Linked DNA regions of Mus musculus: region 2 is linked to region 1. Evidence: chromatin loops called from intact Hi-C (ENCODE). Cell type or tissue: heart. All regions are shown on one strand. Links, peaks and the distances in the headings refer to the core of each region. The heading gives the core; the rest is flanking DNA. Region 1 has its middle 18 kb from the start of Gm33662. Region 2 overlaps Gm39394 (a long non-coding RNA gene).

Region 1 (11,643 bases), core at 2,159-10,158:
CTCACCATTTCCGGAACCTCTTCACTTGTAAATTGCAAGAGTCACAACTTTCCTCACCCCACCAAGTCACTCAAGGCTGAGTCCTTTGCAACTCTCCCCGACTGGCTAATGCTACACTACAGAGTCACGTATTTCTTTTCCAGTGTAGCCTAGCCAGACCAATAGCCAGGGCTCTAAGTAATTGTCACCCCTGGCGCCTGTAATAAAGCCCTGCAGTTGGTTAAAACCCCATGCTAGGTAGGGGCAGTGAAACACAGTGGTCAGGTTGCAAAGCAAGGGCAAGTTTGACCCCCCAAGACCCCTAGTTGCTGCCGCTGGGGGAGGGGCGTCCGGGGGCTGGGAGTACAGGTGGGCAGGGTGACATGAAGTGTTTGAGCTTGAGATCTCAAGGGAGCGAGGGAGACAGTCCCCCATATTTTGCCAGAGTTCGAGATGGAAAGATGGATGCAGGGGAGTTGGAAGGAAAGGAAAATCTTTGTTATAGTATGGTGACTGGATAGTTCGCAGGTGCACTTGGCGACTGGTAATTGCACCTTATGGTAAATCAAAAACTCTTTTCTTTTAGGTGAGGGGAATAAAGTTGGGGTACAGTCCATCCGTGGCATTTGTGTTCTATTGGGGGGATGGTACTGCTCTTATTCTTCGGGAAGGTTCTTGTACCCTCTCCTCTCCTCTTCTCCACTTCAGTGTGGAATCCACGCGGGCTATCTGTACTAAACATGGCAGTGAGAGATAGTGTGGTCTACGTAGGATGTTAGTCGTATGTGATGGTCTCCCTAATCCTGCCCCCTAAACCTTGGCTTGGAGATGCCCACCAGTTCCCTTAAGAAGCCAGGGGCCAGCTGGTCCAAACAGGATGTGGAGCTTCAAGACTAGAACCCAAACCCAGACCCAGCCTGGAACTGCCTATTCCTACACAATCCACTGACTTGCCACGGTGAAAAGCCGATGAACGCTTGGTGTTTGGGGCCTTTGAGCATCGGGGTGGTTGTTACACAGCATTGTTTTAGTCTCAACTAGCTGACTGATCAGAAGTGCATGCTGTTGGCAGGTGACAGCCCGGGGGGAGTCCGGGAAGGGCAAAGATTCCAATGAGTGTGGCTGCAGATAGAACAGCTCGATAAGGCTGAGCCCCTCCCCGGAAGCATAGATCCGGAAGTCAGGAACTGAGTCATACCTTTATCCTGGTTATTTTCCGCAGGGCATTTCCGGCAGGGGAGACAGCCAGTGCAAAGATCCTGTGGAAGCAAAGGGGGGGGGGGTGCGCGGGGGGGGGGTGCAGAGCAGAGCAGGAGCCAGCAGGGGGCGGCGTAAAGGTAACTCGCACATCGATTGATCCCGTGGGAAGCACTTGGAACTTTCTTAGAAGAACCCATTGCTGCCAGAGGAAAGAGCCAGAGTATGTGAGAAAAGATTTGACCGAAGCTCCCAGGTTTGGGATCTGGTTCCAGAGCGCCACGTTAGCCACATTCAGGCTCACAGACTAGGGCCTTTCTTTCAGTTCTCATTCATTTCCTGCTTTCCCTCCCCTGCCTCTGGGAATTGTCTGGACTCCCCACCACCTCCCTGACACCCCAGCTGTACCTCCACTCATCTGACCTGCTCGGAGCCTCCCTGAGCACTGGCTCTGTTCTCCCAGCCCCTCCTTGGGTGCCCGCGCTGGGCTCAGAGCCCTGACACTTTGTCCTTGGCTGCTTCTGAAGGCCCTCTGCTGCAGGTACTAGCTACCTCTTCCCAACTCCTGCAGACTCTCACTCCTGCCGACCGGGGCCCTGTTTCTACCCTATCCTTACGTCTTTGCTTCATTCTGTCTCTGCTAAAGTGGAGCCTTTCCATCTAGAGTTCTTTACTTCAGGACTTAATGGTACACATCTGTAGTCTCCCCATATTTGGGAGGCAGATGCAAGAGGATCTTGAGTTCAAAGCTAACCTAGGCTATATAGCAAGACCTGTTCCAAACAATAAAATAATGAGGGCTGGGTATAATGGCACATGCCTTTAATATCAACCCCCAGTGGGGCAGAGAGAACCAGATCTCTGAGTTCCAGCCAGCTAGAGCTACAAAGTGAGACCTTGACTGAAATAATAAATAAAAAGAAACAGGGCAGGCTATGTGCAAAGCCCTGTCCAGGGTGCTAAGGGACAGAGGTATAGTCCCTAAAGTCCCCTGGGTAGTCCCTTTACCCTCTCTTTGTCTCAATCCCTGCCCCACCCTCAAGGCTGGGCCACTTAGGACTCTGTGACTTGAATATCTTCTTTGTGCTTCTGTTTTGTCTTGTCTTTGAGATAGGGTCTTATGTAGCTCAGGCTGGCCTCGGAGCTTTGAACTCTATAAGTAGCTAAGATGACCTGGACCTTCTAATGCTCTGGTCTGCACTTGCTCAGTGCTGGGACTGCAGGTGTGTGTTTTATCACTTTGAGTCTGGCGTTGGGGATCAAACCCTGAGCCTCACACACACCTCATGCTCTCCACTGAAGACTCCTGTCAACTGAGTCGTATCCCCAGCCAAAGGGGATTTCTTTTTAATGATAAAAAGTGACTAAATAGGGGCTGGAGAGATGGCTCAGTGGTTAAGAGTACTGACTGCTCTTCTGAAGGTCCCGAGTTCAATTCCTAGCAACCACATGATGGCTCACAAACATCTGTAATGAGATCTGACGCCCTCTTCTGGAGTGTCTGAAGTCAGTGACAGCGTACTCAAATATAATAAATAAGTAAATAAATAAATCTTTTTTTTAAGTGACTAAATAAAAATACTAATTAAGCATTTAAAATTCCCCTTTTATTGAAAAAGGCAATTCCCACTGCTCATGGAAAATACAGAGAACCAAGCCACAAAGAAAAATGACATAAAGTAAGACAGAGGCTTCTGTCCCTTGTCTGCTGAGGTGGCCTCAGTTCCCCAGCAGGACCTGTTGGGATAAGGACAGTAGAGCCCTGGAGAGCCTCTAGGTTTTTGTTGTTGTTTGTCCGTGTGTGTGTGTGTGTGTGTGTGTGTGTGTGTGTGTGTACTGCAGTAGAGGTTAGAAACCAACATCTCCTCCCACTGTGGTTCCACAGAGCGAGCTCAGGTTACCTCAGGCTTCCATAGAAAGTGCCTTTATTGATTAAGCCATTTTTCCAGTTGAGAGGAAGGTTGCTATTGTTGGTGATTGTTTTGTCTCTTTGAGACAGGGTTAGCCTTGGCTGTCCTGAAACTCACTCTGTAGACCAGGCTGGCCTCGAACTCAAAAATCCACCTTCCTCGGCCTCCCAAGGGCTGGGATTAAAAGCATGTGCCGAGAAGAGAAATCTTAGTGGATGGTGAGGCAGGGGACAGACCCACAGTTGTGAGGTCTGAGAGAGCCAGTCAGAATGGCAAGCCATTCTGGTCAGGAAGCCCGCCCTTTTCCTGCGTCTGTGTGACCTTGCACAAGACTCTTGGCATTCCTGGTGTGTGCCATTTTCTTGAGTGGAGGGGCATGGCACATTTGTCCCTTAGGAAGCCACAGGGGACCTTCAGGTGCTCTAGTGTTTGTACCCGGCAGCATGTCGAATAGTTTGTGGGTAGCCTGTGCTATCCCTGGGACATGCCTCACCTGCATGCTGGGTCTCAGCCTGGGACAGAGTATCTGGAGAAGAGAGACCGTATGTATTTCTTCTTTCCCCTTGGATGCCACAGTGCCCATCCCTGAGCAGGATGGGAAGACAACATTTATTATGTATCTGCTGCACGGTAGACATGACTGAGGCCTCATACACATGGCTAGAGACATGTGGAACTTACATCCACCCACTGTACAGATGGGGAAAATCAAGGCTGGCCATGGTGACTTGACCCTCCAAGGAACATGTGAGGGGAAAATGAATCAACCAAGATGGGGCAGTAGCCCCACAACCAAGAGCTGATCCCCTTATGAGTCTGGACCTTAACTGAGCTTGTACTGACGCATCCTGGGGGCCTGGAGGCAGCAAGAGGTGGCTCCTGATGTTCCCCGGACCGTAGATCCAGCTTGGCTCCCTGCTCCTGGAGCCTCATTCTCCCCCAGGCCACATGATACCACTTCTGGGCACAGCACTCGCCCAGTTTCTTACCAGGCCTCTCTAGGATGGCAGCATCCCAATGCTCTATAAATAGTCTCTCCTGAGCCCCAGACGGCCAGTTGGCAAACATTGTAATTTGCTGAAAAGTTTGGAATGTGTCTAAAAATGAAGACAACAAATGAGACCAGGCTCGGGGTGGGGGTGGCGGGGTGGGGCAGGGTGCAAGTGGCAGATCTGTTTCAGAGGACAGCTGAGGCTCCCTGTTTGGGCCAGAGTCCCCATGAGGGCACCCGTGCCAAGACGCCTCGATGAATGTGAACATGGGAGGTAAATATTATCCTCCCTTCACTGTGCTGTGGTTGCCTCCCATGCTGGCCTTTTCGCCGATGCTCTTGGCCAAAGCTGACAGCAACACACAGGGATCCTGGGAGCCAGAAGAACATCCCAAATAATGCCATTTAATTCCTTTTATTTACAAATGAGGGAGAGATGTCTCAAAACCCCAATAGCATCTAGAAACAGAACAGAGTGCTGAGTCGGCCCCATCCTGGCCAGCCAGCTTGGAGTGAAGTGTTAGAGCCCTGACTTCCTCTGCAGAGCTGCTCCCTGTGTGGTATCTCATCTCATGGCTCTCTCTGGTCCCCCTGAGGGCTGACGCTGGACTAGCTGCTCTTCTGATGTTCCAGCCTGACCCCATCTGGCTGCCTAGAGGCAAAGACCATGGCTCAGGGTAGACCTTTACCCTCACCCCCAGAGCCAGTGAAAGGCTCTCATTAGGACCTCTGAGGCCAGGCCAGCAGTAGGCTCTTCCTGCCCTCAGGGAGAGCTCACTGCAGTAAAAGCCATTTGTCCTTGTCTTCTAGAATTTTGATTTTCCCTTATACGGGAACAAAACCAAGACTAGAACATTGAACAGGAGAAGGGCTGAGACATAGTTTCAGCCAACAAATGCTTGCCTGGACGACATGGTAGATTCCTGGGGTTCACTGGCCAGTCAGCTGAGCCTAACTAGTGAGATCAGGTCCCAGTGAACACTCCCATCTCAAAATCAAGGCAGAGGCTGAGGGGATGGCTCAGTGCACAGAGGTGTTGTACTGGCCTGACTACCGAGTGTGGACTCAGAGGCCACTCCTGAAGCGGGGTGGGGAATGGAGGTATCTCAGGGTAAAGAAGAGAGACAAGACGGGAGACAAGGATGGACATCTGAAGTCCTCTGACCTCACACTTATATGCATGCTCTCACACACATTCAAATACACATACACACACAACAAACAAACAAACAAACAACCCAAGATTAACGGCTTCTGAGGAACAACACCTGAAGTTGACTTCTGGACGCCACACAAATGCTCACTCTCACACACAAACATTTGTGCACACACACACACACACACACACACACACACACACACACACACTGTGGAAGGGTGAGGGTCAGGGAACAGGAAATGAGGCTCTCATCCAGCAGTCTCTCCCTGTGTGTGTGACTTGGGCAAGCCACTTGCCCTTGCCCAGCCTCTGCTTGCCCTTGTGTAAAACTAAATAGTGACACAAGTTTGTAGCAAACATCTGTTATAGGCACGTTCTCTTTAACAACTGCATAAGCAAGACATTTTTATCCCACTTTAGACAAAGACATTGAGGCAGAGAGGTTAGAGAGCTTGTCCAAGATCATACCATTTTTTTTGTTTTGTTTTGTTTGTTTATTTGTTTTTAGTTTAAGACTTACAATGCCCAACCTTCTAAAGTCCCTTTCAGTGCTGATAATTCAGTGATTCCAGACACAGTAGTAACCAGTACTTTAGTACTGATTTAGTTGGTAGCTCCCAGCTTTGGGCTGCTGAAAGGCTTGGCGACAGAGAGCAACAAAGAGTGAGGGATAATCACATTGGTGTGAAGTCTATGCACGACACGGAGCCAGGATGCAAAATACTGGCTCTCTAGAACATTCCACTACCACAGAAGGCACATAGCCCTCTTTAGGGTTGCTTTGTGAGAACTATGGTTGACCATCGCCACCTGGCGGACACATGTGGAACTGCATGGTGGAATTAATTCTTAGGGAGGATGGAGAAATCTTGACTATAACTTGGATATAACTTGGATACTGTCTATATTGTGTGTCAGGCATTAGCACGTGCAGGTACCAGGCCTGACCCCCAGTACAGAGAATCAGGACCTCAAAGACATTGGAGGTCTGTGTTTTTAGACCCAAGCCACAGCCAGAGAACCCCACGGATAGAACAGAAGGGTACTGGAATTTTGCTCAGCGCTCCCTAGTACCACCCATCTAAACTACTAGGCCTTTCCAGACAGATGACAGAACACATTCTTCAGGAATTATTTATGAAAGAAATCTGGGTACCAACAACATGGTTCTTACTGCTGACCTGCATTCGATACCCAGGACTCTCGTGGAAAGAGAGATGTGGTGCCCACCAAGATGCATATGCACATGGTGAGAATTATTTGGTCTAAAATGGCAGTGCTGAGGAGGAGAGTCCTGCATTGAGGAGCGCCAAGGACTCCATTTTTAGGTGTCCAACCCAGTGAGAGACCAAAGCCCATTTGGAAGAGGGGGCAGTGTGGCAGGAAAGTGGGCTGAGATCCAAGTAGACAAGGGATACATCTCAGCGCCACCTAGGTCACACAAATTCTTTGGACTTTAGTTCCCAGCTCTGCAAAGTGGGATTCACACACTGCTTCCATTCATTCTCCTAATCCTGTCATTTCTCCCTGAGTCATCCTTTCTCCTGGTTCACCACACTGGTATCTGGTAGGTCTGGTTGTCATGCCATGGCCACCTCCTGGCCTCTCTCACTTTTGCTCCACAACTTCTGAGTAGCAACCACAACACAGTATCTGAGTTGTCCAGTGCCTTCCCCATTCTTGACCTTATCCACTCTTCCCAGTCTTCCAGAAACATCTATGAGCTCTGTGAACGAATGAGTCTGAGTGAGGCTTGGGCTCCAGTCCCAAGTAATCAGACAGGGACATCTGTGTCTGCCAGTGACCACCTCCCAGCTCACAGGGAGTGGTGCTACTAGGAGGTATGGTCTTGTTGGGGTAAGTGTGGCCTTGTTAGATGACATGTGTCACTGTAGGGACAGGCTCTGAGTTCTCTCTCCTATGCTCAAGCTCCAACCAGTGTGGAACTCAGTCCCCCATTTCTGCTGCCTTTGGATCAAGAGGTAGAACTCATGGCTCCTCTAGTACCACGTCTGCCTGCCCGCTGCCATGCTTCCTGTCATGGGGATAATGGACTGAACCTCTGAAACTGTAAGCCAGCCCCAGTTAAATGTGTTCCTTTATAAGAGTTATCTTGGTCATGGTGTCTCTTCACAGCAATGAAACCCTAACTAAGACAGAAAGCTACACCTCGAATCCAAATGCCTGCCTGAGTCTGGTGTCAGAGCCCACCTTCGCTTGGAATCAGCCCTCCTGTGGCCTCTCCCACATTCCCTACTTGCATTCTTTCATAACACTCCCAAACCCTGTTTCAGAGCTCATTCCCTTAACCTTGCCTTCCTCCTCTTCCAGGAAGCCTCTCTGGGCTTCTGTAGGTAGCCTCTCCCTGCCTCCCTTCCTGTCTTTATTCTTCACTCACCCCTCTCTGGGTAGGGATGGAGTAAGTCAGTGCTGCTATCTCTCCATGTAGCTCCATTGTGAGCAGAATGAGAGTGGTCAACTAGCCTCCTGCCTCCTGCCTCCTGCCTCCTGCCTCCTGCCTCCTGCCTCCTGCCTCCTGCCTCCTGCCTCCTGCCTCCTGCCTCCTGCCTCCTGCCTCCTGCCTCCTGCCTCCTGCCTCCTGCCTCCTGCCTCCTGCCTCCTGCCTCCTGCCTCCCTTGGCACTGAGTGAGAAGACACCATTGGTGGGCATGGTGGCTCAGAGGGTAATGGTGTGCCTGCTTCTAATCCTGATGGCATGCATAGCGGGAACAGAGAACCAAGACCTTCACGTGTATGTGTAGCACCCACATATCCATATACTCCCATGCTCTTCCATATATGCCCACAGAACAAATAAACAAGATGAAATTAGCTTTTAAATTTGAGAACGGGATCACTTTGGCTACTGTGATCTCCAGGCAACACTTTTCACTACACAGTAACTGTGTCAGCTCCAGGATCTTCCCTATGTCCATCGGGTCTCGCAGGACAAACAGTTCATCCTTCGTCTAGCCCCACTTCGCCCCTTTGCATACTCAGTGTCAGGGGTGGGGTGCGGTGGACGCTGCTTCTACTGTAGTTGAACGCTCTAAGTCACAGACTAGGCGGCATTCAGAAGCCTGCGATTTGCTTTGGCTACTGGTGAGCTGTGGTGGTATTAGAGGTCCCCCTCAGCCTGTTGTGGTGGCTCACAACTTTAATCCCAGCACCCAGGAAGCAAAGACAGGCAGATCTCTGAGTTTGATGCCAGCCTGGTCTACCGAGCAAGTTCCAGGACAGCCAGGACTACACAGAGAAACCCTGTCTTGAAAAGACCAAACCAAGGGAAGGAGGAAGAAGAGGAGGAGGGGGAGGAGGAGGAGGAGGAGAAGGAGGAGGAGGAGGAGGAGGAGGAGGAGGAGGAGGAGGAGGAGGAGGAGGATCTGAGCTGCTCTGGGGTCAGGATGACCAGCTGGGAGTAGAGGGGACTGAAACCCTCCATGGAACTCAGGTGCAGAGTCTCCAGATGAGCTGCCTGGCTTAAGCTCCCCTCTGAAAGTCACACACTGAAAATGGAAGCTAGAGGGAACCTGCTGGGTCCACACACAATGCTAATGCCTTTCATACCTGAACCTGGCCTCAGAATCCCTGGTGAACCCCAAGAACCCAAGTCTGAGTCTAAGGTTGCATCCAGACCAGCGGACACAGACCTTCCAGCAGGGGGACCCAGGGGACAGTATTTTGAAGGTCCCTCAGTGAGTGTGGTATGCAACCAGGGGGAAAACAGAGACCACTGGCTGAAGTAGCATTTTGCAAGCTGGCCAGTGGGACCCTTTGGGTCACCATATGGCTTAGTTTCCATCATATCTATGAAGGGGACATGGCAGTGCCCTGCTTGGAGGAGTCGAAGCCGTACCCCAGTCTTCTTGCCCACCAGCACATTTGGTTCTATTTACTGTGGAGTTTATTGTGTTGTTTGGGTTGTGTTTTGTGATTTTGGAGACAGACTCTCACATAGCCCAGGCTGGTTTGGAACTTGCTATCTAGCTGGAGATGACCTTGAACTCCTGACCCTTTTCTCTCCCCTTCCCAAGCACTGAGCCTGCAACACCACACTTTGCCTTCCTTTTGGGGAGCTCACTATGTCACCCAAGCCAGTCTTGAACTCACACTAATCCTCCTGTCTCAGCCTCCACAGTGCTGGGATGGCAGGTGTGTGTCATCACACCGGCTCGTTGTGCATTGGTTTGAATCTAGCCCTCTGCACGCTTGAACAGCCTATTTTCTTTCTTTGTGATTTTCATGCTCTATTCTGTCACCTTGTTCCCTCTGCCCAAGTATCTCTGTCTCCTCTCTCTCTTCTCTCTCTCTCTCTCTCTCTCTCTCTCTCTCTCTCACACACACACACAGAGAGAGAGAGAGAGAGAGAGACAGACAGACAGACAGACAGACAGAGACAGAGACAGATAGAGAGAGGCTGAGATCTTCATCCTTGTTCTTTGCTGCATCCCAAGCATCAAGTGACATGTACTAGTCATAGACCTTGTGGAAGGAATGAATGAACAGATGAATGGATGGATGGATGGATGGATGGATGGATGGATGGATGGATGGATGGTTCTGGTACCCAGGTCAGACACTAATCAACATGGCTGGTTGATTGACACCATCTCTCCTCTGCTTCTGTTTTTCCGTCTTCTACCCAAGCTTCTCGCCTATTGAGCTGCTTGCAGACCTAGTCAGGCCCCCCAAAGTCAAGCTGAAGCACCCTTCATCTCTCTTTCTCGGGCCACCTCATCCCAGCAGCAACCTTAGGTGTGCAGTATTGGAACGCTAGCAGGGAAGACGTGGTAATGTCTCACGATTTCGTTTGGAATTCTTTTCAGATGAAATGTCAGAAATATTAGTGAGGCAGAGTCGTAAATCTGATCCTAATACAGCATAGAGCTTATTAATGAAGAATAAATCACGGCAGGAGCCCCTGAGGAGTGCTCTCAGGGCCCAGGGGAAGATGGCATATTTATGAGGCCTCTCGCTTTCTCAGATAGATAGCCAAGGCAGGATCTGTCAGGGCAGTAGCCTTAACATCAGCCAATTATATTTTTTTCTAGTAAAAATTAATCTGTTCTATAGAAATTTCCTAAGCATTTATTGGATTAGGAACTCATCCAAAATATAGAAGATTAAATACACACTCCACATACACAGGGAACCCGCGCCACTTGGCTAAGATAGGATTAAAACTTCTCCACTACCCCGAGATGCCCTCCCACGAAGAAACTCAGAGACCAGAGGAGCAAGCCTAATCTCACAGCTAGGGAAGCCAAGGCTCGGAGAGGGGGGTGAACCCTACTTAAGACCATGAATGGCTAAGGTTGATGTGAGACAAAGACACCCCCCCAAAAGATGTCCACAAGCTAAGTGACTAATCGCCTTAAGGTGAGTCTGATATCTTAAAAGATACCTTCTTGGTGTGCGTTAATGATGAGAGAGACAAGCCAGGCCAGGTGTGAGAGAGCACATCTGTAATCCCAGCACTCAGGAAGCTGAAGCAGGAGGTTTTTTTTTTTGTTTTGTTTTTGTTTTTTTTTTTTGTTTTTTTTTTTTTGAGTTCTGGGCCGGCTTGAGCTCATAGTAAAGCTTTGTCTCAAAACTATGGCTATTAGGAGAGATTACTCAAGATGATCAAAGAGATCATAGAGCGGACAAGGGGAGTCAAAGGGAAGACAGTTCAGAGACCATCACCAATGAGCACGGTGTAGGGCCCCAAGCCAAGAAGGGAGGTTGGAGGAGGCAGGAGACAGGCTCTTCCCTGAAGTCAGGAAGGCAGACTATCGCTCACTACCCTGCCTGTAGATCCAGCCACCTCTAGAGTTGCGAGATTTGTTGCTTTAAACTGTGGTCGTCTGTTACTGCAGTAGTAAGAAATAAATAGAGTGCTCAGGAGGGAAACTGAGTCATAGAAAGCCAAAACTGGCAGATCTAGCTTGTCTATACTTAGGGCTAAAGAAGGACCTTTCTCTTTAGGGTTAGCCCAGGCTATTCCTGGCTTCAGGAGGCTCATCCAGACCAGAGCACGGAAGCCTAGAGTCCCCTACCTGTCTACCAGGGGATAGTGATAATACTCAGGAAGGGGTAGGGCTTCTTGATGTCTGTCTGGCCATTGGGCATGCCTAGGCCACTCGGCAGTTCCAAGCACAAACTCCTAGACCCATCTCTCCCATCAACCTCCTCAAGTGTGCCCCAGAACCTGGAGTCTCACAAACTCTTTCGTGTATCTATACACATTACACTCATGTACTATAGGAAGACTATCGAGAGCCTGGGCTATGTCCTGAAGTCAGGCTGTTCTGGGCTAACCCCCTACTTCTCCCATCCTCTTGGCTGTGGGGATGTTATACAAACTTTCCAGACCTTGGTCTTTCTCTTTGGTGAACTGGGAGGCTCTAATACACACATGGGAGAAA
Region 2 (11,643 bases), core at 1,377-9,376, 220 kb before region 1:
GTATCATATCTTCCCTAATGGTTTTGTTGTCTCGCTGATCTTCTGCCTGTTTTGAAAAGGTGCCTTGCTTTATAGACCAGGCTGTCTTGGAACTCACCTCAGCATCTTGAGTTCAGGGAGTACAGGCATGTGTCACCACACCTACCTCTTAGTGTGGATCCCCCCCCCCCGACCCCTCAGGCCAGGCCCCCCAGGGTACCACCTAAAAGAGGCACAGTGGCCACCTGAGAATTCTGTATTATTTCCAGGATGCTGGACTGGGGGTGCAGTCCTGTGGTATATGTGAGAGATTCTGGGTCGTAGCCATGAAGGAAAAAAAAATCCAGAGGCTGCTGGGTGAGTGTGTTGACCCTTTCCTGGAAACTGTCCCTTCAACACACCCACACATACTGGCCCGGGAGTCTGGAGTGGGAGGAGAGTCTGACCTTTGGGTCTTTCCTCATTGGTATTTCCATTCTCCAACTTAGAAAACTAGACAGGCAGTGCTGTAAGGCTGGTCAGGTCTGTGTGTGGCACTGGCACCTGTGTTCACACACACACACACACACACACACACACACACACACACACACACACACACAGGCATGCAGCATGCATGCACACATTCATGATGTGGACCCCCTAGAGCCGTTTTTCTCTTTCCTCTGTACACCCAGCCACTGCGCCCCTGTCACATACACTTCTCAAGGTCCCCGGAGGAGCTGGGCCTATCCCTTGAGCTATAACTTTCACCCTAAAACTCCTCCCTGACTTCAGGGTCTCCAGCCTTCAATAAGCTGCCCTTCCCTCCTGGCTGTTCTGCATCTGAGAGCTCTCCCTTCCAAACATCTCTTCCTCTTCCTGATCTAGTGCCCTTCATCTTTGTCCCAGACTGGAGGTCCCTGGAGACAGGGCTGCTGCCCCCTTCCTCGGACTAGGGGATTCCTGAGTGTCCACCTACCCGTTCAGTTCAGGAAGTGTCATCAATGTAACCCCATTATCCCTGACAGATACTGGCTGGGCTCCCACCTAGAGGGCTGTGTCCCCAGGCAGCCAATGGGACCCAGGTATACCCGAGTGAATGATTAACACCAAGCTCATGGACCTGGGGCCACTGGGTCCCAGCTGCTTCCTACTTACGGAAGGCCAGCCTCTACATGAATACAATATATATGAACAGCGACTTGACCTTCCAACAAAGCAAAAGCCTCCCATGGCGGACTCCTCAGCCCTAAGAGTGGCGGCTCTCCTTCTCTCCCCACTCCTTATCCTTTCCTATTATTTTGATTGTTTCTGAGACACAGTCTCAGTGCCATTCCCCCCATCCCCCCACCCCCCCCATCCTAGGATCTTAGTGTCTTCACCCCTACCCCCATGCTGGGATTTTAGGCATGCACCTCCACCGTGTTCCAAACTCAGATTCCCTTAATACTGCAACAAGCATTTTGCTAACTGAGCCATCTCTAAAGAGCTTCTGTATCTTAATTTCTTTTTAAAATGTACATTGGGGGGCTGGTGAGATGGCTCAGTTGGTAAGAGCACCCGATTCCTCTTCTGAAGGTCCAGAGTTCAAATCCCAGCAACCACATGGTGGCTCACAACCATCTGTAACAAGATCTGATGCCCTCTTCTGGAGTGTCTGAAGACAGCTACAGTGTACTTACATATAATAAATAAATAAATAAATACATAAATAAATAAATAAATCTTTAAATGTACATTGGGGGACTGGCTAGATGGCTCAACTGATAAGAGCACTGACTACTCTACCGAAGGTCCTGAGTTCAAATCCCAGCAACCACATGGTGGCTCACAACCACCCATAATGAGATCTGATGCCCTCTTCTGGTTTTTCTGAAGACAGCAACAGTGTGCTTATTTATAATAATAAGTAAATCTTTGGGCTTGAGCGAGCGGGGCCAACCAGAGTGAGCAGAGGTCTTAAATACAATTCCCAACAACCGCATGAAGGCTTACAACCATCTGTACAGCTACAGTGTACTCATATACCTTAAATAAATAAATAAATAAATAAATAAATAAATCTTTAAATGTGCATTGGTGTTTTGCCTGCATGCATGTCTGTGTGAGAGCGTCAGATCCCCTGAAACTGGAGTCACAGACAGCTGTGAGCTGCCACGTAGGTGCTGAATTGAACCCGGGTCCTCTGGAAGAGCAGCCAGTGCTCTTTACCAGCGAGCCATCTCTCTAGCTCCTGGCATACTTTCAAATTAGAAAAAAACGAAACAAAACAAAACAAACGCTTTTGTGTATATTATGGATGGAGACACTGATACACACAGGTTTCATTTTTTTTCTAAGTGTAGTTTTCCTCCAAGCCATAAATATATAAAAAACATTTTTTTGGAGGCAGGGTGTTGATGTGTATCCCAGGCTGTTTTGAAGTGTTTGCTTGTTTGTTTGTTTGCTTGTTTTGAGGTGTTTGATACTCCTGCTTAAGCTTCACAAGTGCTGGTAAAATATTCATGTAAATTCTGAACGCAAATACCTAACACATGAGCAGTGAAAAACCAAATGAGCTTTTGGACTTAAGAATTTCAGTTTCGGGGGTTGGAGAAACGGCTCAGTGGTTAAGAGCACTGGCTGTTCTTCCAGAGGTCCTGAGTTCAATTCCCAGCAACCACATGGTGGCTCACAATCATCTGTAATGGGATCTGATGCCCTCTTCTGTGCATGTAGCTGAGCACTCATACACAAAAGTAAACAAATAAAAAATAAATCTAAAAAAAAAAAAGAATGCCAGTGCCAGGGGACTGGAGAGACAGGACAGCCGCTAAAAGCGCATACTGTGCAGGCTTCTGCATGTCCAAGGCACACATAAACTTCCTCAAGGCCTCTCATACACACATGCAAAGAACGGTTTAATCAATTTCACTTCCAAGTGTTCTACCGCTGTATTCCAGCAGGGGGTGCTAAATGCGTTGTTTTCCCCTATTACCCTGGGGTTTTGTGGAATGATAGATTATCAGAAGTGGCACTGACCTTCAGTTTTGAGACTTTTTGATGGTTAGAAGGAGGGTGGGAAGAAGAAGATGAGAAAGATGAGGATGGGGGTGGAAAGAGGAAGGAGAGAATCTGAGGATCTGGGAACTTAAGAAAAATCTGTTGTCTGGAAAACAGTAGGGAACTCCCCTGGGCACTATTTGAAACATTTGCCAGGTGTTTGCTTTCTTTTCGTTTCTTATTTGTTTTGTTTCTTTCTTTTTCCCTTTGCTTCTGTTTTGTTTTGCTTTTTGTTTTTTATTTTTTGTTTTCCTCTGTGTAGCCCTGGCTGTCCTGGAACTCACTCTGTAGACCAGGCTGGCCTCGAACTCAGAAATCCACCTGCCCCTGCCTCCCAAGTGCTGGGATTAAAGGCGTGCGCCACCGCGCCCGGCATTCCCTTTGCTTCTTTTATTTGACAGAGTCTCATGGAATCCAGTGTAGCCATGTTTGCTTCTTTTATATTTCTGTACTTGTTATGTGTTTGTGCATGCATGCCCATGAGTACCATAGCACACACAGTCAGGTTGTGCACACACAAGCCCAGCCTGGAGTCAGCTCCTTCTACCCTGCTAATCCTGGGGCTCCAACTCAGGTCTTTAGCTTGGTGGTGAGTGCCTTTAGTCACTGAACCATCTTACTTCTTACCTCCTGCCTTCACCTGCCAAAGGCTAAGACTCGGTGTGCTGAGCATTGGTGGCACAAGCCTTTAATCCCCGAACTTATGAGGCAGAGGCAGGCGGCTCTCAATGAGTATGAGGCCAGCCTGGTCTACCCAGTGAGTTCCAAGATAGCCAGGGCTACACAGAGAAACCCTGTTTAATTAAAGACTTATTTTATTTATATGAGAACTCTGTCTTCAGACACACCAGAAGTGGGCATTAGATCACATTACAGGTGGTTGTGAGCCACCATGTGGTTTCTGGGAATCGAACTCAGGACCTCTGGAAGAGCAGCCAGTGGTCTTAACCGCTGAGCCATCTCTCCAGCACCCCCTTCCCCCCGAAACCCTGTCTTGAACACGCCCTACCAAAAAATAAAAAATAAAAAAGGTTGTAAAGTGTATTGCACCTAGCTTCAGCATGGGGTACTAGGGACGAGGGCCACAGTATTTCAGGTTTGCTGGGCAAGCACAGTATCAATTCAGTCCTGTGCAATACCAGTCTTCCCACTGATTCCTTGAAGCAGGCATTATCATTAAAGAGTCCCTAGGAGGCTGGATTCAGACACATGTTGGTGAGGTGTTTTCTAGAAGGTGGTCGGAAATGAGGCCTGCCATTTAAGAGAGCGGATCTATCTGGAAAGGTCCCTGGGGTTTGACAGTTGAAGCTCACTTCATGTAACAGAGGATACACATTTAATGTGTCCCTAGAGTGGGTATCAGCTGCCACGAGGGACTGTAGAAACATGAGCCCGTGGTAGACCAGGAGTTGGAAGTATGCCAGAGTTACCCCAGGATCACTCAGAATTCATGGTTGGAACATCTCAAGCAGGAACAGTCCACAGTGTGAATACCCCAGTGACTGAGAAGAGCCCTTGAATTCACCCACTAGTGACTTCCAGAGGGCCGGGGAAGCCAGAGAGCCAGGATAGGGGAAGGGCCTCGAACAACCGTAGGCTTGGAACTCCTAAAGAAGCTATAAGTCATGGCTGAAATGTGGGGTGTGTTTGGCTGTGTGTGTTATATGTACGAGTTTGGGCACATTAGTGCTGTGGCATTTGTGTGGGGTCAGGATAACCTTGGATATTGGTTCTCACCTTCTACCTTATTTTTGAGACAATGTCTCTTGTTCAACACAGTTAGCTCCTGTGGGTAAATTCATGTATGTCTCTGTGTTACAATGTTACAGATGGTCAATTAGTGGGTGTTTCGGAAGTTTCTGTGGGAAATGAACGTGTGAAGGGAAGGCCTGCGGAGTGTCAGGGTTTATGACCATGTCCTTAAAATGAATATTCAGTGTCTGCTACTTGAGAACGCACTAAATGTATTACATGTAGTTACAAGTAGTGGCCACCAGAGGGGGACGCCGACTCGCAGCTCCGTCCGAGGACGTGGCGCTTTCTCGTTCAGGAGCGCAGTGCTGAATCCGCGGAGGGAACCCTCAAGGGGGGCTGGCGGGACCCCGGGCCACTAGTGCTCGAGCTTGCCACCCCGCCTGTATTAGGAGTCAGAGCCTAGAAGATGGAGCCCTCCTTATTATTTTTCTGGGCACCATGTCAGATCTTAGCCCAGAAGGGGACCTGAGTGATGACTTGTGTGGAGTGGGCTGCGGTGGGGTATGGTGTGGTGGCCAGGGGATGGGGCGCCCTGAAAGCAACTTGGAGAACCACTGCAGGAGTTTGGGAAGTTGGCGCTTGAGAGCAGATGGTGTAGAAACCCAAGGTGGGCCGCTGGGGTGGTTACAATAGGGTTACTTACTTTTTAAAAATAAAATACATTTTTGTTATAAAAGTAATTTAGGAAAATTCCTGGAAAACTTGAAACTTGGTTAAACAAAACTTACAGTCTACAAATGTATTGCATTTGATCTGTTTCCTTCGACGTTCTTCTTTTTATTTCATGAAATTTCTTAAAAATTGAAACAGGGTCTTGCTCTGTAGCTTGGGCTGGCCACATCCTGGCAACGCTCTTCAGTTTCTTCTTCTGCACTTTAAAACCAAGCAAGCAACGAGCAACAAAAATCCCCACATCATCTCAAGCCAGTGAGATGGCTCAGTGGGTAGAAGCCCTTGCTGCCAAATGGCTGACCAGAATACGCACAGTGGAAGCAAAGAGCCGACTTCCTCAAAATGTTCTCTGACCTCCACAGGGACTCTGTGACGTGCGCATACACTGATGCACACAAATAGATAATGTAATTAAAAGTAAAAATAAAGGGGATGGTGAGATGGCTCAATGGGTAAGAGCACTGACTGCTCTTCCAAAGGACCTGAGTTCAAATCCCAGCAACCACAGGGTGGTTCACAACCACCCATAATGAGATCTGACGCCCTCTTCTGGTGCATCTGAAAACAGCTACAGTGTACTTATTTATAATAATAAATAAATCCTTAAAAAAAAAAAGTAAAAATAAGGGCCAGGCATGGTGTTACACACCTTTAATCCCACAGCAGAGTCATGCAGATCTCTGTGAGTTCCAGGCCAGCCTGGTCTACAGAATGAGTTCTAGGACAGCCAGGGCTACACAGAGAAACCCTGTCTGGAAAACAAAACAAACAAACAAACAAAAAATCAAAAAGAAAAAAAGAAAGAAGGAAAAAAAATAAACAAATTAAAAAACAACTTGAAAACAAAGGATGAGAGGAAAAAGAGTCTTACTAGGTGGGCTTTATGGTCTAACCATGTAATCTGAGCTTTTGGCGGTAAAACCTGAAGGGTCAGGAGTTCAAGGTCACCCTTTACTATGTATTGAATTTGAGCTAGCCTGGACTACATGAGATTCTGTCTACAAATGAACAGATATTATCTTCATCTTTTTTTTTTCAGGGTCATGAACAACTGAATCAGTAGAGGCTCGGCGTGCCTGGCTGACAGCAGCAAATTCCAGCTCTTCCTCTAGTGCACCAGGCCCTCAGCCTCTCTCTGTGGTTTCTCCTGTGACTCTTGTCAAGATCTCTTCCCAAAACAGCTGGATTTTTTTTCTTATTATTTTTCCATGGTTTGACTTATTTTTCCATTTAACTGTTAAAGTAGACTTTGTTACATCTATTAATTTCCTCTACACACACACACACACACACACACACACACACACACACACACACACACACGTGCATGCCACAGAACTTGTGCAGTCAGAAGACAACTTTGCTTGTCAGCTCTCTCTTTCCTCCAAGTGGATCTTGCGGATCAAACTCAGGTCCTCAGGCATGGCATCTTGTGTGTTTACCAGCTGAGCCGTCCTGCCCCACATCTGACTCTAATCTACCTGGGTCTCCAGGCATGCTGGGTACCAAGCTGGCGTTTAATCTACCTGAATTAGTAGGGCTGGCCGTTTTGGACAGTGCCTGCTCGTCATCATCCTGCCCCATCTCTCCTGACTGATGTAGGAGCGGGGTGTAGGGTACCCACTCCTTACCCTGTCTCTTTCCTGGGACTGTTTTAGGTGATGGGCAGGTCATTGCATGGATGATCCAATAATAATGCATTGGCTTTGAAGCATGAAGGATTCAAAGTTGACTACTTGGAGCTAGTGACATGGCTCAGTGGGTAAAGACTGTTGCTGAGCCTGGCAGCCTGAGAGTGACCTCCAGGGCCTGCCTAGTGGAAGGTAAACTGACTCCTACAAGCTGTAAGCTCTCTCCGTCTCTGTCTCTCTCTCTGTCTCTCTCTGTCTCTGTCTCTCTCTCTCTGACTTTGTCTCTCTCTTTCTCTGTCTCTCTCTGACTTTGTCTCTCTCTTTCTCTCTCTGTCTCTATCTCTCTCTGTCCTTCTCTGTCTCTCTGTCTCTCTCTCTCTCTGTCTCTCTCCCTCCCTCTCTCTCTCTTTGTGTCTCTCTGTCTCTCTCCCTCCCTCTCTCTCTGTCTCTCTGTCTCCCTCTCTCTCTGTCTCTCTGTCTCTGTCTCTGTCTCTCTGTCTCTCTCTCACACACACACACACACCACACGGCTGTAAGACCTTAGTAGCATGGGATAGAGGAAGATGAATCATTTCCCCTTTTCCATGCCCCACAGCTCCAGCTGTTACTCTCTCTCAGATCCACTCTCTCCATTTAAACTACAGGCATCTGTGTGTAAGGGTTGGGGTGCAGTGGGGCAGGGGCAGCAGTGTAAAAGGGAGAGTGGAGGTAGAGGGGCGGGGGATGGGGATGGGGAGATGGCTCAGAAGTTAAGAGTATTTACCGCTCACTGCTCTTGCAGAGGACCTGAGTTTGGTTCCCCTGCACCCACCAGGTGTCTCACAAACATCTGCAACTCCAATTCCAGGGGATCTGATGCTTTTTCTGATCTCGTCAGAGACCAGACAGGCACGTGGCACACAGACACACGTGCAGGCAAAAACACTCATCCACAGAAGAATAAAATTCCAACTACAGGTGGTGCTACTCAGTACGAATTCCAGGATTCAGGAGGCTGAGGCAGGGGAATCAGACATTGAAGGCTAGCTGGGCTACTTAGTGAGATCCAGTTGCAAAATAAATTGAAGAATAAAAAACCGAAAACATAACAACAAAAATCAAATTGCGTTGTTTGCTTGTGTGGGCTCTGGGGGCACACAGTGTCTTGTGACAGGTCCTGGAGCAGGGATGGGCACACAGGTGGCCTATGTTGATGGGGACTGCTGAGTGCAGTCAGTGGGGAGGGGGTGGTCTGTGTTGATTTCTCATGAACCTAAGTCTGGCCAGTGTTAGGCTGGAACTCCTGCTTACTCCTCAACTCCTCACAAGCTTGGGGAAGGGGGACTGCCTTCCTCTCAATCCTCCTCCACAGAAGAAACTCCCGCACCTCTCAGGGAAAACTCCCGGCTAACACGTCATCACTGCTCATGCCCCATCTCCCTCATCCTCATCTCCCCATTTCCAGCAACCCACCCAAGAGTGCCCGCCCAGGGGCTCAGTTTTTGACAATGTATGGACACAATCCGAGCTCCTAGCTGGCACAAGCTCTGTAAAACCCTCCTGCTTTACCCTGGATGGGTGACCTTGCCTACTTCCACCCGTGAGATCAGTAAACCCACCCCAGAGGCACCTCCTAATAAAACGGCCTTTATCTACTTTCAATCTGGTCTAATCCGGCCTATATCTGAGTCACCTAGGGAGAGGAAAAGAGTTTCAGTCAGTTTGAGGCAGGAGCAGCTGTCCTTGAGAGTGACCTGCTCAATCCCCCAGGGTGGATAGAGACTTGGATACACAACTTGGGGCTGGGCCAAGCCTTCTCCGATCTGGTCTCAGCCTGCATCCCTCCCACGCCCCGCCCCCATGCCCCCACCCCTCATTTCCCCAAGGGTGTTCATTGTGGCAGAAATCTGCAGCTGGTTTAGGAACAGGGGCAGGCATGGGACCCAAATAAACCAGTCTGGGGAGGGGAGAGGGGAGGGGAGAGAAGGGAGGGAAGGAGAAGAGAGGGGAGGACTGGAGACAGGCTCAGGATGAAGCTTGGGTCTCAGGGGCTCAGGCATTCATTACAGCCAGGAGTAATTAAAGGAGGAGTGGGGTGGGGAAGCTCCTCTCAGGGGACTCTGGGTGTGATTAAAAGATAAAGGTGAGAGCCGTGCATACTTTACCATCCAGGAATATTGTCCATTGGAGATCTGGCTCTGGGCCAGCCAGACCACCCATTTCTGTGCTGACCACCAGAGGACCCACACTGACAAAGGCTGCGGGATGTGCTGGCATCTGGTTTCCTCTTGGTGGCCTGGCTTTGCAAGGCTGGGTTACACTAGCCCGAGCTAGTATTGCCTTCTCTGTGTTGTGGGATCTTGGGTTGGTCGCTTCTCCTCTTTGAGCTCCATTCTGCATGGGCCTGGAAAGATTGGTGTTGGGATTAAATGCAAAACGCATTGAAATGAGCTGAGTTTGCAGCAAACACATGATGAGCTGGCATTAAAAAACAGTCGGAGGCAGAGGATGATGTAAATTCAACACTTAAGGATGTGTGCTGGATTTGTTTATTCATTTGTTTGTTGTTTTGGATTGGGTTTTTTGTTTGTTGGGTTGGTTTTTGTTTTTGTTTTTTGTTCAACTTCACACAAACCCTTTATTTTTATTTTTATTTTATTTTATTTTTTTTTCGAGACAGGGTTTCTCTGTGTAGCCCTGGCTGTCCTGGAACTCACTCTGTAGACCAGGCTGACCTCAAACTCAGAAATCTGCCTGCCTCTGCCTCCCAAGTGCTGGGATCAAAGGTGTGTGCCACCACTGCCCGGCCAGACATATATTTTAAGAGGGAATCTTAGGGGCTGGAGAGAGGGCTACTCTTCCAAAGGACCCAGGTTTGATTCCGAGCACCCACATGGCAGCTCACAACTGTCTGCAATCCCAGTTCCAGGTTGTCTAACCCCCTCACACAGACAAGCATGCAGGCAAAACACCAATGTATATGGAATGAAAATAAATAAATCATAAAAAGAATCTTCATAAAGAAAATGCCTCCCTGACTTACAGGCAGAGCAGTGGGGGCACTTTCCTGATTAATGACTGCCCTGTGGGACCTGTGGTGGGGTTCTAAGCAGTGGACAATAGAATAAGAATTCAAACTGTCCAAGCGGTGGTGGCGCATGTTTTTAATCCTAGCACTTGGGAGGCAGAGGCAGGCAGATTTCTGAGTTCAAGGCCAACCTGGTCTACAGAGTGAGTTCCAGGACAGCCAGGGCTACACAGAGAAACCCTGTCTAGAAAAAATAAATAAATAAAACTGAGCAAGCCAGTAAGCAGCTTTCCTCCATGGTCTCTGCATCCAGTTCCTGCCCTATTTGAGTTCCTGCCCTGACTTCCTGCAGTGATGTCTGGGATGTTAAATATAAGCAAAACAAACTCTTGCCTCCCCAAGTTGGTCATGGTGCATTCTCTCAGCCACAGAAACTCTAAGACAGTATGGGAAAAAAGAAGTTCGCAGCCTCGGGGCTTGAGTCCATGGTGAGCCGAGGGATGCTGAAAGAGGACATGCAGGCCACCCTCACCACAGACCACAACTGCACCTCAGCGGGCACAGACATCATTAAAGTCTCAGGTAAAGACAAGACCTCATGTAGGCCAGATTGGCCTCAAAATCACTATGAACCCAGCCAAGGCTGATGCTGAACCACCAATCCTCCTGGCCAAACCTCCTGACTGTGCGTGTGTAGCCCCCACTCAGCTTAAAGTGTTTGCAACTTTATCATAAAAAAAGTTAAAGGTCTGCGTGCTTTAATCCCAGCACTCGGGAGGCAGAGGCAGGCAGATCTCTGAGTTCAAGGCTGGCCTGGTCTATAGAGCAAGTTCCAGGACAGCCAGGGCTACACAGAGAAACCCCGTCTCAAAATCATTCATTCAATCAATCAATCAATCAATCAACCAATCAATCAATCACATACTGAAATTAATCATTGAAATTACTCAATTTGGAATGGAAACGGTAGAGTATGTGTGTGTGTGTGTGTGTACACATGTGGGTAGAGTGTGACTTGTACAAAGGGGAGCAGGGTTAGGGTGCAAGCCAGCGCACCTGGTTGGGTACTTTTGTACATTTTAACTGTTTTGTTTTTTGTTGTGTTTTTTTTCCTGTTTATCTTATCCTTTGACTGCCCTTGCAAGGCAGCCCCTTTCTTCCAACATCTACAGATGCTGAACTCCCAAGAGCCAGAGAGAAAGACCAAGCAGCTTGCTAAAGATCAGTGTGCTGTAGGCAGGAGGCAGGATTCAGGGTCAGACTGGTGTGAGGCTGTGGGGCACGCACACACACACATCACATACATACCACATAGCACACACACACACACACACACATACACACATCACACACATACCACATAGCACACACATATACAATACACACATACCACATAGCACACACACATACACACATCACACACATACCACATAGCACACACATATACAATACACACATACCACATAGCACACACACATACACACATCACACACATACCACATAACACACACATATACACACATCACACACATACCACATAGTACACACACATATACATACCAACACACACCACAT

The links. A loop is a pair of places that touch in the nucleus more often than their neighbours do. Peaks named below come from ENCODE experiments on the same cell type or tissue, not always from the same donor. Only the 100,000 strongest peaks of a DNase experiment are listed, where the experiment ranks them.
Region 2: a loop joins it to region 1, with 5 times the contacts of the local background. A loop is called at or near these places in 3 of 42 quality-filtered maps.

Annotation. Positions count from the first base shown.
Region 1 is chr11:101,914,225-101,925,867 of GRCm38, reverse strand. No RefSeq gene overlaps it. Among named protein-coding and RNA genes, the nearest start is that of Gm33662, 18 kb to the left of the region's middle. In heart, for the core only: CTCF peaks have their summits at 6,057 (motif pointing left) and 8,893 (motif pointing right); DNase peaks (open chromatin) are centred at 4,047 and 6,057; H3K27ac peaks cover 1,132 bases; H3K27me3 peaks cover 1,636 bases.
Region 2 is chr11:102,131,958-102,143,600 of GRCm38, reverse strand. Gm39394 (a long non-coding RNA gene) reads right to left here. Exons shown (of 3, transcript XR_880225.3): 3 at 9,008-9,444. Gm11586 (a long non-coding RNA gene) reads left to right here. Exons shown (of 3, transcript XR_880227.3): 3 at 249-1,482. Among named protein-coding and RNA genes, the nearest start is that of Nags, 7.7 kb to the left of the region's middle. In heart, for the core only: CTCF peaks have their summits at 2,906 (motif pointing right) and 4,999 (motif pointing right); a DNase peak (open chromatin) is centred at 5,180; H3K4me3 peaks cover 386 bases; H3K27me3 peaks cover 2,454 bases.